Regions from separate parts of the Homo sapiens genome. Here regions 2 and 3 are each linked to region 1. The links are chromatin contacts, found by Hi-C or POLR2A ChIA-PET in ENCODE. All regions are on one chromosome and are shown on one strand. The core of a region is the stretch at or near the end of the contact, and the rest is flanking DNA. Distances in the headings are between cores, read along the strand shown.

What was found. Hi-C counts contacts between places; a loop is a spot of excess contacts on that map. ChIA-PET counts read pairs that join two places held with the same protein, here RNA polymerase II (POLR2A). Pooled maps may share reads with other maps.
Region 2: a map of CD8-positive, alpha-beta T cell shows a loop between it and region 1 (14-fold over the local background). The contact joins the promoter of ALDH1L1-AS1 here to the promoter of UMPS in region 1. A Hi-C loop is called at or near these places in 4 of 168 maps with a recorded cell type or tissue (CD4-positive, alpha-beta T cell, CD8-positive, alpha-beta T cell and naive thymus-derived CD4-positive, alpha-beta T cell) and 8 of 50 pooled maps. POLR2A ChIA-PET finds 5 or more read pairs at or near these places in 1 of 52 experiments (activated CD4-positive, alpha-beta T cell).
Region 3: a map of CD8-positive, alpha-beta T cell shows a loop between it and region 1 (16-fold over the local background). The contact joins the promoter of SEC22A here to the promoter of UMPS in region 1. A Hi-C loop is called at or near these places in 2 of 168 maps with a recorded cell type or tissue (CD8-positive, alpha-beta T cell and naive thymus-derived CD4-positive, alpha-beta T cell) and 9 of 50 pooled maps.

The regions. Positions count from the first base shown.
Region 1 is chr3:124,729,074-124,731,773 of GRCh38, forward strand. It overlaps UMPS (uridine monophosphate synthetase), which reads left to right and starts at 1,379. Exons shown (of 6, transcript NM_000373.4): 1 at 1,379-1,554. The coding sequence starts at 1,399. RefSeq lists enhancers at 1,037-1,636, 1,049-1,458.
Region 2 is chr3:126,082,527-126,085,504 of GRCh38, forward strand. ALDH1L1-AS1 (ALDH1L1 antisense RNA 1) reads left to right here and starts at 1,689. Exons shown (of 8, transcript NR_190231.1): 1 at 1,689-1,926. It overlaps SLC41A3 (solute carrier family 41 member 3), which reads right to left and starts at 1,598. Exons shown (of 11, transcript NM_017836.4): 1 at 1,567-1,598. RefSeq lists silencers at 1,246-1,355, 1,396-1,945.
Region 3 is chr3:123,200,657-123,203,377 of GRCh38, forward strand. It overlaps SEC22A (SEC22 homolog A, vesicle trafficking protein), which reads left to right and starts at 1,287. Exons shown (of 7, transcript NM_012430.5): 1 at 1,287-1,330. RefSeq lists enhancers at 844-993, 1,004-1,083, 1,324-1,373.

The sequences.
Region 1 (2,700 bases), core at 129-2,628:
TTTTGGTTTGAAACTTCATGTTCTTTGTAGTGCACTATACAGCTATGCCTTATCTGTTCCTCTTTTTTAAAAAAGTATTTGTTATAGTTGACACATGATATCGTACACATTTATTGGGTACATAGTGCTATTTCAATACACACAATGTACAGTGATCAAATCAGAGTAATTCATATATTCCTCACCTTAAATATTTATCCTTTCTTTGTGTTGGGAACATTCAAACGCCCCTCTTCTAGCTATTTTAAAATATATAGTAAATTATTATTGACTACAGTCACCCTACAGTGCAATGGAACACTAGGACTTATTCCTCCTATCTAGCTGTAATTTGTGTCCTTTAACCACCCCCTACCCTTCCCAGCCTCTAGTGATTACTATTTTATTCTCTAGCTCCATGAGATCAACTTTTTTAGCTTCTGCATATGAGCGAGAACATTTGGTATTTATCTTCCTGTTCCTGGCTTGTTTCACTAACATAATGTCCTTCAGGTTCATCCACCTTGCTGCAAATGACAAGGTTTCATTCTTTATGTGAATTTAAGGGTTATTTTCCTTAAGCTAGAATAAAGTATTGCCTTATATACACAATGGAGAAGGGATTTATTTGTACAGATTATTTATTGATTATTTCTTTAAGGGATTTATTTGTAAAGACCAAATATGTTTGGATTTTCAGATTGTCTAGCAATATTATCCTCCTGGATAACCCTGATACCAATCAATTAACCGTCTTCTAACTCTCCTCCTTCCCTCCCTTACCTTTTCTACACCTATTACCTAAGCATTTGAGGTACGCCAAAGGAAATAAAAAAGTACTCCTCCAGGAAGCAGAGTACAGACAAAAGAGGTAATGAATACTGTAATGATCTAAGTGCTATATATTCCTATGTGCAAACTGCTATGGAACTGTCACGTACTAGATGCTATGAAGTTAATAAAAGAATTGAGTAAAGGTCCCTGTCTTTGATAACTTATATTCTATTTGGAGAAACATGGGGGGTAAATCTTGGCTAATAACTAGCAAATATAACATGTTAGGCCAAGGAGTAGAGATAATTAAGAGAACTAGTCGAGAAGGCATTGGCTATTAAAAAATGGACAGGATTTATGCAAACTCTCATGAAAGGTGGGACTTCATGATCCTACAGTCAATCTAGCTGTTCTGGGCTTTGAACCCCAGCGACCCCATCCAGAAGAAACCAGGAGAAGCACAAACTGGCGCTAGGTTCGCTACCATCCACCTGACCCTTGAGCCCGGGGAAACCCACGGGTGCAGCAAGCCGGGAAAGCTGCAGACGAGGCAGGCGGAAGAGGCGGGACTTCGCGGGTGACGTCATCGGGGCGCCGGAGGCCCGGGGCGCCTGGGAATTTGAAGCAAACAGGCAGCGCGCGACAATGGCGGTCGCTCGTGCAGCTTTGGGGCCATTGGTGACGGGTCTGTACGACGTGCAGGCTTTCAAGTTTGGGGACTTCGTGCTGAAGAGCGGGCTTTCCTCCCCCATCTACATCGATCTGCGGGGCATCGTGTCTCGACCGCGTCTTCTGAGTCAGGTGCTGGCCTAGGAAGGGAAAGGACAGGGCTTGGTGGCGGGAAGGAGGACAAGGAAATGGAAGAGGGTGACAGGAGTTGGGCCGTGAGTGAGAGCAAAAGAGCCAAGCAGGCAGACCGACCCTACTCTTGGTTTGGGGAGTAAGCATGAGAAGCACAGAGGCCAGGGGTTGGGCTCCTCGAGAGTCGTCTGTTCTTTCACCCACACGCTTAGACACGTGTTTTGCAAAAGTCGGGAAACCCAGTTTGGAACGCTTTCTGGCACTGAAGCACACTTGAATGAATTCTGTATATTTAACTCTTTAAGAAAATTAGACTTGCGGCCGGGCGTGGTGCCTCATGAGAGTAATACCAGCACTTTGGGATGCCTAAGTGGGCAGATCACCTGAGCCCCAGGAGTTCGAGACCAGCCTGGGCAACATGACGAGACCCCGTCTCTACAAAAAATTAGCTGGGTGTGGTGGCGCACGCCTGGGACGCTGAGGTGGGAGGATCACCTGAGCCTGGGAGGTCAAGGCTGCAATGAGCTGTCATTGCGCCACTGCACTCCAGCCTGGGCGACAAGTGAGACCCTGCCCTCAAAAAACAAACAAATAGACCGGGAAAACGTGGGTAGGCAGAGAATTCAGTAGCTGGGAAATTACTGGTGAGAAAAGGAAAATAGAACAACCAGAACTCTGTGATGTATACAAAATTTATCAGAGCCCAGAGAGACTTCAACCATACTCCCCTATGCAGCCCCGGGACAATTATTTAAAGGAATTTTGTCCCTGACTAGCTGCCTCTCCCATTATCTTAATGTACCTGGAATGTGTGATACAAAGAACAATGTATAGCTAATCAATCGCTTGTGTTATTATTTTATTTATTTATTTTTTAGATGGGATCTCTCTTACGTCACCCAGGCTGGAGTGCAGCTCTGTGATCATAGCTCACTGCAGCCTGGAACTCCTGGGCTTAAGAGATCTTCTTGCCTCGGGTGAGCACAGGGGCTCATGCCTGTAGTCCCAACTTTGGGAGGCTTTCTTTGGGAGGCTGAGGCGGGTGGATCACTTAAGGTCTGGAGTTCGAGACCAGCCTGGCCAACATGGTGAAACCCTGTCTCTACTGAAAATGCAAAAATTAGCTGGGCATGGTGGTGCACACCT
Region 2 (2,978 bases), core at 439-2,938, 1.4 Mb after region 1:
TGGACCACCTGGGGCCACAGTTCAGAGCCACGCCTGAGTCTGTGAGGCTGCCCACCCTCCCAGCTGCCAGCATGGGGTTGGGGGGTATCCGCCCCCATCAGACTGAGGAGGAAACGGACACTCTGTCACCCAGAAGCATCCCTGTGTCACCCTGTGAGGTTGGCCTTGGACCCAGGCCTCTAGGCGCCCCGTCAGCACCCCAGTGCGAACACATCCTGCCCGGGGACCTGGACCCAGCAGCTCACACAGACCAGGGCTCGCCCAAAGGCAGGCAGGCAGGGCCACTGCTGACCACGCACCTGGCTGGTCGTGATTCTGGAACTAATGGTTTCTGCCTGGCAGGGAGGCCGCCAGGACCTCTGGGCTTCACCCCTCCCCACCTTCACAGGGGACCTCGCCTCAGTGGGAATGTTCTGGAGCCGGAACCCAAGGTTGGAATCCCAGCTCCTCCCCTTTCTAGGTCTGTGACCTTGGAAAAATTAAACTTTCTGTACCTCTGTTGCCTAATCTGTGAAATGGGGTAATACTACCTACTGTGTAGGGCTGTGAAGATTAAATGGAGTCATGCATTATCATCACAGGGCACCTGGCCCATCCTCAACCCCAGTTCAGACTCCTCAAAGCCCTAAGGTTTCAGATCAATGGTCAGAACCACGAGGAGGACCTGCTAAAGACAAGTATGGGGACCCACCCCCAAGGTTTAGGATTTAGAAGGTCAGGGTGGGGCTGGGGAACCCGCATTTCTAGCAGATCTCAGGAAAGGCAGTGCTGCTGGTCCTGGGACCACAGTTTGAAAACCACTGGTGTAAAAAAAGCCTTCTAAAAAAAAGTGGGATTTGATCACTAAAGTCATATGGAAAAAACTGGAAGAAAGAGGAAAAAATAAACAAATAAATAACGGGATTTTAAAGAGACCTATCCCACCGGCTCTCCTGGATGGAGAGAGTGTGGGACTCTGAGACAGACTCCCGGCTGGGCACCCCCAGGAGGTTTTCTTCACCAGAGGTTTGCACCGAGCCCACCCAGGACAGTGGGCTGAGCCTGTGGTAGAGGCTGGCGGGAGGTCTGGCTGAGGCAGCGAGGGGTCCCTGCGCGCGGGCGCTGCAGGAGTCACGCGTGTGACATCCAACCAGGAGCCGTGCCCTGAGCAGGCCAGGAAGGAGGAGACAGGGCCGCTGAATGCACACCGCAGCGGTGTGGGGAGCGGCCTCAGACACCTAAGGGTAGGACCGGCCGGCTCCCCCGCGACCCCCAGCGCCTGGGTTCTCTCCCGGCCTCCCCGAGGCGTGGCCTACCCCAGGCATGGCCCCACCCCGCCCCAGGCCGCCCCTCCGACCCCTCGTGTTTACCTCATCTCCCGCGCGCCTTTCCCCCACCGAGTCCCCCAAATCCCGGTCCCCACCTGACTCCCCCTCCCGCCGAGCCCCCAGGGCCCGGCGCCCGGCTCACTCGCCTCCCGCGCACCCACTCCCGGGCGCCCTCTCCCGCGCGCCTCCCCGACCCCCCTTGGGCCCCAGCTGACCCCACCTTCCGCCCCAACCCCGCCCGGAACAGGGCCGCGCTTACCGGGTCCCCTCCCAGGCGGCGGCGGGAAAGAGGCGGGCGGAGGACGCAGGGGCGGGCCTGCGGCTCAGGCAGGAAGCGGGAAGGCCGGGCCTCCCTGGCCCCGCCCCGGCCGGGCGGCCGGACCTCGGACGACTTGGCGCTCCGGGACAGCAGCAGACGCCCAAGCTCCGGCAGCGCAGAGCCCCGCCGGGGGCCCGGGGGGCTGGGAGCCGGGGATCGCGGGGACGGAAGTGGGGGACCGAGTCTCGCGAGCCCGGGCCCTCCTCGCAGCTGGGGCCCCACTGGCGCCCCCGCGGGAGCGCTACGGGAGAGGCGCCTATGCGGCTGCAGGTTTTATTATGGAGCTGTCAAGGTAGAAAGGTACGGAGAACGGGAACCCACCGACAGCCAACTTCCCTTGGGACCCGCCTTTTGCTTTAAAAACAACAACGACAAGTCTGTGCTTCACCCCACACATGCCTTTCGTTTTCCCTTTTTTCCCAGAGTAATTTTAAAGCATCCCAGTGGATAAATTCTCCTTTAAATACTCGAGTATGTTTAATCAGTAAGGCCTATTTTTTTAAACATTCTCATAGTATTACGGTCACACCTAACGAAATTGGCAATTCCCAGTCCGGGCCTGAGGGAGGCCTGATGGTTCACAAGACTTGGTAAAATATATCATTATATTTTAAACCAAAAAATAAATGATAAGGCACCTCCCCGTTCCCAACCACCAAATCATCCGAATGGACTTCTTCCTCAGCCAGGACTTTTAGAATTTAACCTGAAAAACTGGTTCAGGCCATAAGGGGAAGTGGAGGCCGAACATGCCTCATTATCCCTCTCCTGCATTAACATCAACACAGACTTTAAGTCTGATAAGAAACATTTTACAGCCTCTTCTCTCTGAAGCCTGCTACCCTATCCGAATACTTCATCTGCGTGATAAAACACATTGGTCTCCACAACCTCTTAACCCAGACATTCCTTTCTTTAATCCCAGGTCTTTGGACAAACTCAACCAATTGTCAACCAGAAAATGTTTAAGTTGACCTATACCCTAGAACCACCCTCCCCCTCTTTGAGTTTTCCTGCCTTTCTGGATCAAACAAATTTATTTCTTAAATGAACTTAACTTGAAGTCTCATGCCTCCTCAGAATGTATTAAACCAAGCTGCACCCCGACCTCCTTGGGCACATGTTCTCAAGACCTCCTGAAGGCTGTGTCACTGGCTGTGGTCACTCATATTTGGCTCACAATAAATCTCTTCAAATATTTTACAGAGTTTGACTCTTCCACAATAATTTGGCACCCAGCGTGGGGCCTCAGAGAAGACTCAGGACCCCAAAGGAGTTGCCTGAACTCGGAGCGAAGATACCAGTGGGGCCCATTGAAGCCTCCCAGACTTCTAGCTTCTCCCCCGATGGAA
Region 3 (2,721 bases), core at 37-2,536, 1.5 Mb before region 1:
ATCTAGTTACTTAAGGAGTCATCCTTAATATTCCTTTTTGTTGACCCTTCCCGGCAAACCAATCCGTTATGAAGTCCCTTGGATACCATTTCTAATTTATACATATCTTGAAATTATCTACCTCTTTCTGTCTCTAACTCCCATTACACTAGTTCAAGCCCCATCATTTCTGGCTTTGCCTGACGCAACTGCCTCCAAATGGCTTTCCAGCAGCCCTTCTTGCCCTTTTCCACACTATTCTCCACAAACAGCCTGAGTGATTCTTAAATATGCAAATAGGATCCTACTTAATAGTCTTTATTAGCTGCCCATTGACCTTGGGCTGAGATGAGACAAGGGCCAGACCATGCTGACTCTTATTGGCCACATTACAGATTTCAGGCTGTATTTTGGAAGATATCTTAAGGTCAACGGGCAAAGTTTCTCCTTGCTCCCTACACTCCATCCACACTGACTCCCTTTTAGTTCCTAGAGCACAAGAAGTTCTTTCATGCCCCGACAACCTCACACAATATTTCCTTGGCGGGGAACATTCTCTAAGGCTCTTCAATATGCCTGCCGCTTAAAAGGCACTTATTCAGAAGTCTTTTCCCTGATAGTCCAAAATTAATTGATCATTGCACCCACTAATTTTCCCTCCCAATACTGACAATTTGTAGTTCTGTAACTATTTATGCTTTAATATCTCTTGCTCCAATTACTCCTTAAATTCCATCAAGTGTTATGTCCACTCCTGTAACCCCGTGCTTAACACGGTGCTTGGCACATGGTAAACAGTCAGGAAATGCCTGTTTAATAATGCATGACCGATGCGAAGGCTGGAAGGGGTCGCAGGGTCAGCATCTGGCACTTCTCTGCCATGGTTAGTTTCCTTCTTGTGTGTGGGAATAGACGGGGCCAGGTCTTCTCCTTGCTCACCCAGAGGGGGCTTTTCTCCCTGTCCCCTTTATAAGTGTCTGCTGTAGGGCCGCGTGTGAGAGACAAAATGCCTGCAGAAACAGGGCGGCGAGCGGAAGAGATTGGCCCTATTTCTGAAGTCAACGTAGTTCTGTCATCAGAGGATGCTGTACTTTTCTGGCGCAGGTGCGAGAGAAGCTGCCAATCTCTCCTGGAGCGGGTGGGACTAAGGAGGGCCCCGGGAGCTGGGGGGTTGTTGTGTCCTTCCTGCAGAACCCGATTGGCCTGGGTGAGCTGAGGGAACGGGGGCGTGGTTTGATTCCGCGGGCGCGAGCCACGTTGGACGCGCCGCAGCGTCGCCGAAAGGTCCCTCCCAGGCCCCACAATGCACTTCGGGGCGCGTCACTCGGAGCGGCGGGTCCCGTCTCGACAGGTACTCCCCGGCCCCTCCCAGTCCTCTTCTTCCTTTCTTAGGGGTCGTTCGAATCCCTGCCGGCCTCTCCCCTCCCGCTCCCTGCCTCTCGCCACAGCCTCGGCCTTCGCCCTCGGGATTGAAGACCTACCCCACGGGCAGGAGCCAAGTCCGTGCCTTTGGGATGGGAGTCGGGGCCGCGGAGCTCTGGAGGGACGGGCAAGCGGGGACCCCGTCCCCTTCGACTTGAGGGTTCTCTGGGGCCAGGCGGGCGGCGGTTGCGCCTCGTCTGAGCCGCCTCGGGTGTTGGGCAGCCAGGAAAGGAGTGTTTGAAGGGGAGGGACAGTCGCACTTGGCTGTCAGCATGGTGGTGGGGATTCCCTGGCGCCCAGGTGTCAGAAACACGGTGATCTACCTGTGTAGGTGGCCCATGAGAGCTTGAGGTGGCATTTCCTATTTCTTTTAGGCAGAATGGGACTTGAACCAGTGTCTTACTTTACGTTTTGTGGGGATGGAGTGAGCCCTGAGCCCAGATATTTGCCCGCGTTGGCTCACGGAAATCTCTTGAGACCCTGTCTCAAGAGTCACTTTGGGAACGATGTGGCAGAAGGGAGACCTGAGCAATTGGCTCGGCAAGTGGAGGAGGCTTCCAAAAGAAAAGGACAAGCCCCAGCTGGCTTGAATCTCTCTGCCAGTGAAGACAGCTTAAGATAATTTTTCCCTGCTGCTTAGTTTCCTGGATCATCCACCTGGGGCAGGGGGCGAGCTTGAGAACCAGTCCCTCCTATGCCTATTCAGCCAAGGCAAAGCCTAGCCCAGAGCAAAAGTATCAGCCACCAGACTGGAGATGTTGGGATCTTCAGTCAGGGGAACAGCCACTTTTCAAACTCTGAATCACTTTCCATGTTACTGATATTTGCTTACATGCTAAGATTGTAAGGAATCAGGCAATGCCTTAAACGGTACCTACAATTTCTGATATATTAAGGTTCATTCAGTATTTGACTCTGACACCTGTGACCATATCCTAAAGTAATGGGACATTCGGGTATTTCCTATGTTGAAAACCATCACATCTGTTTAGTGCCTTTTTTTTTTTTTTTTTTTTTTTTTTTTTTTTTTGCGTGCAACTGGTTAAAATCGAAGTATATCTTATGTTGGTATATGAAAGAGGCCTAGGTCTTATCACAGGGGTGCCTGTGACCTTCCTTGAGTGTCTCACAGAGTTGTTAGAATTGGGCCTGAGTTTAAATCCCTACTTTGTCACCTACTCGTTTAGGGATTAAAAAAAATTCCTCAAGCTTTCTGGGCTTGAATTTCCTCAAAGGTAAAATGGAACTAATAATACCTATCTCACAGGTTTTTGGAACGCTTAAATGAGGTAATGTGTATAAAGTGCGTGGTCCATGGAG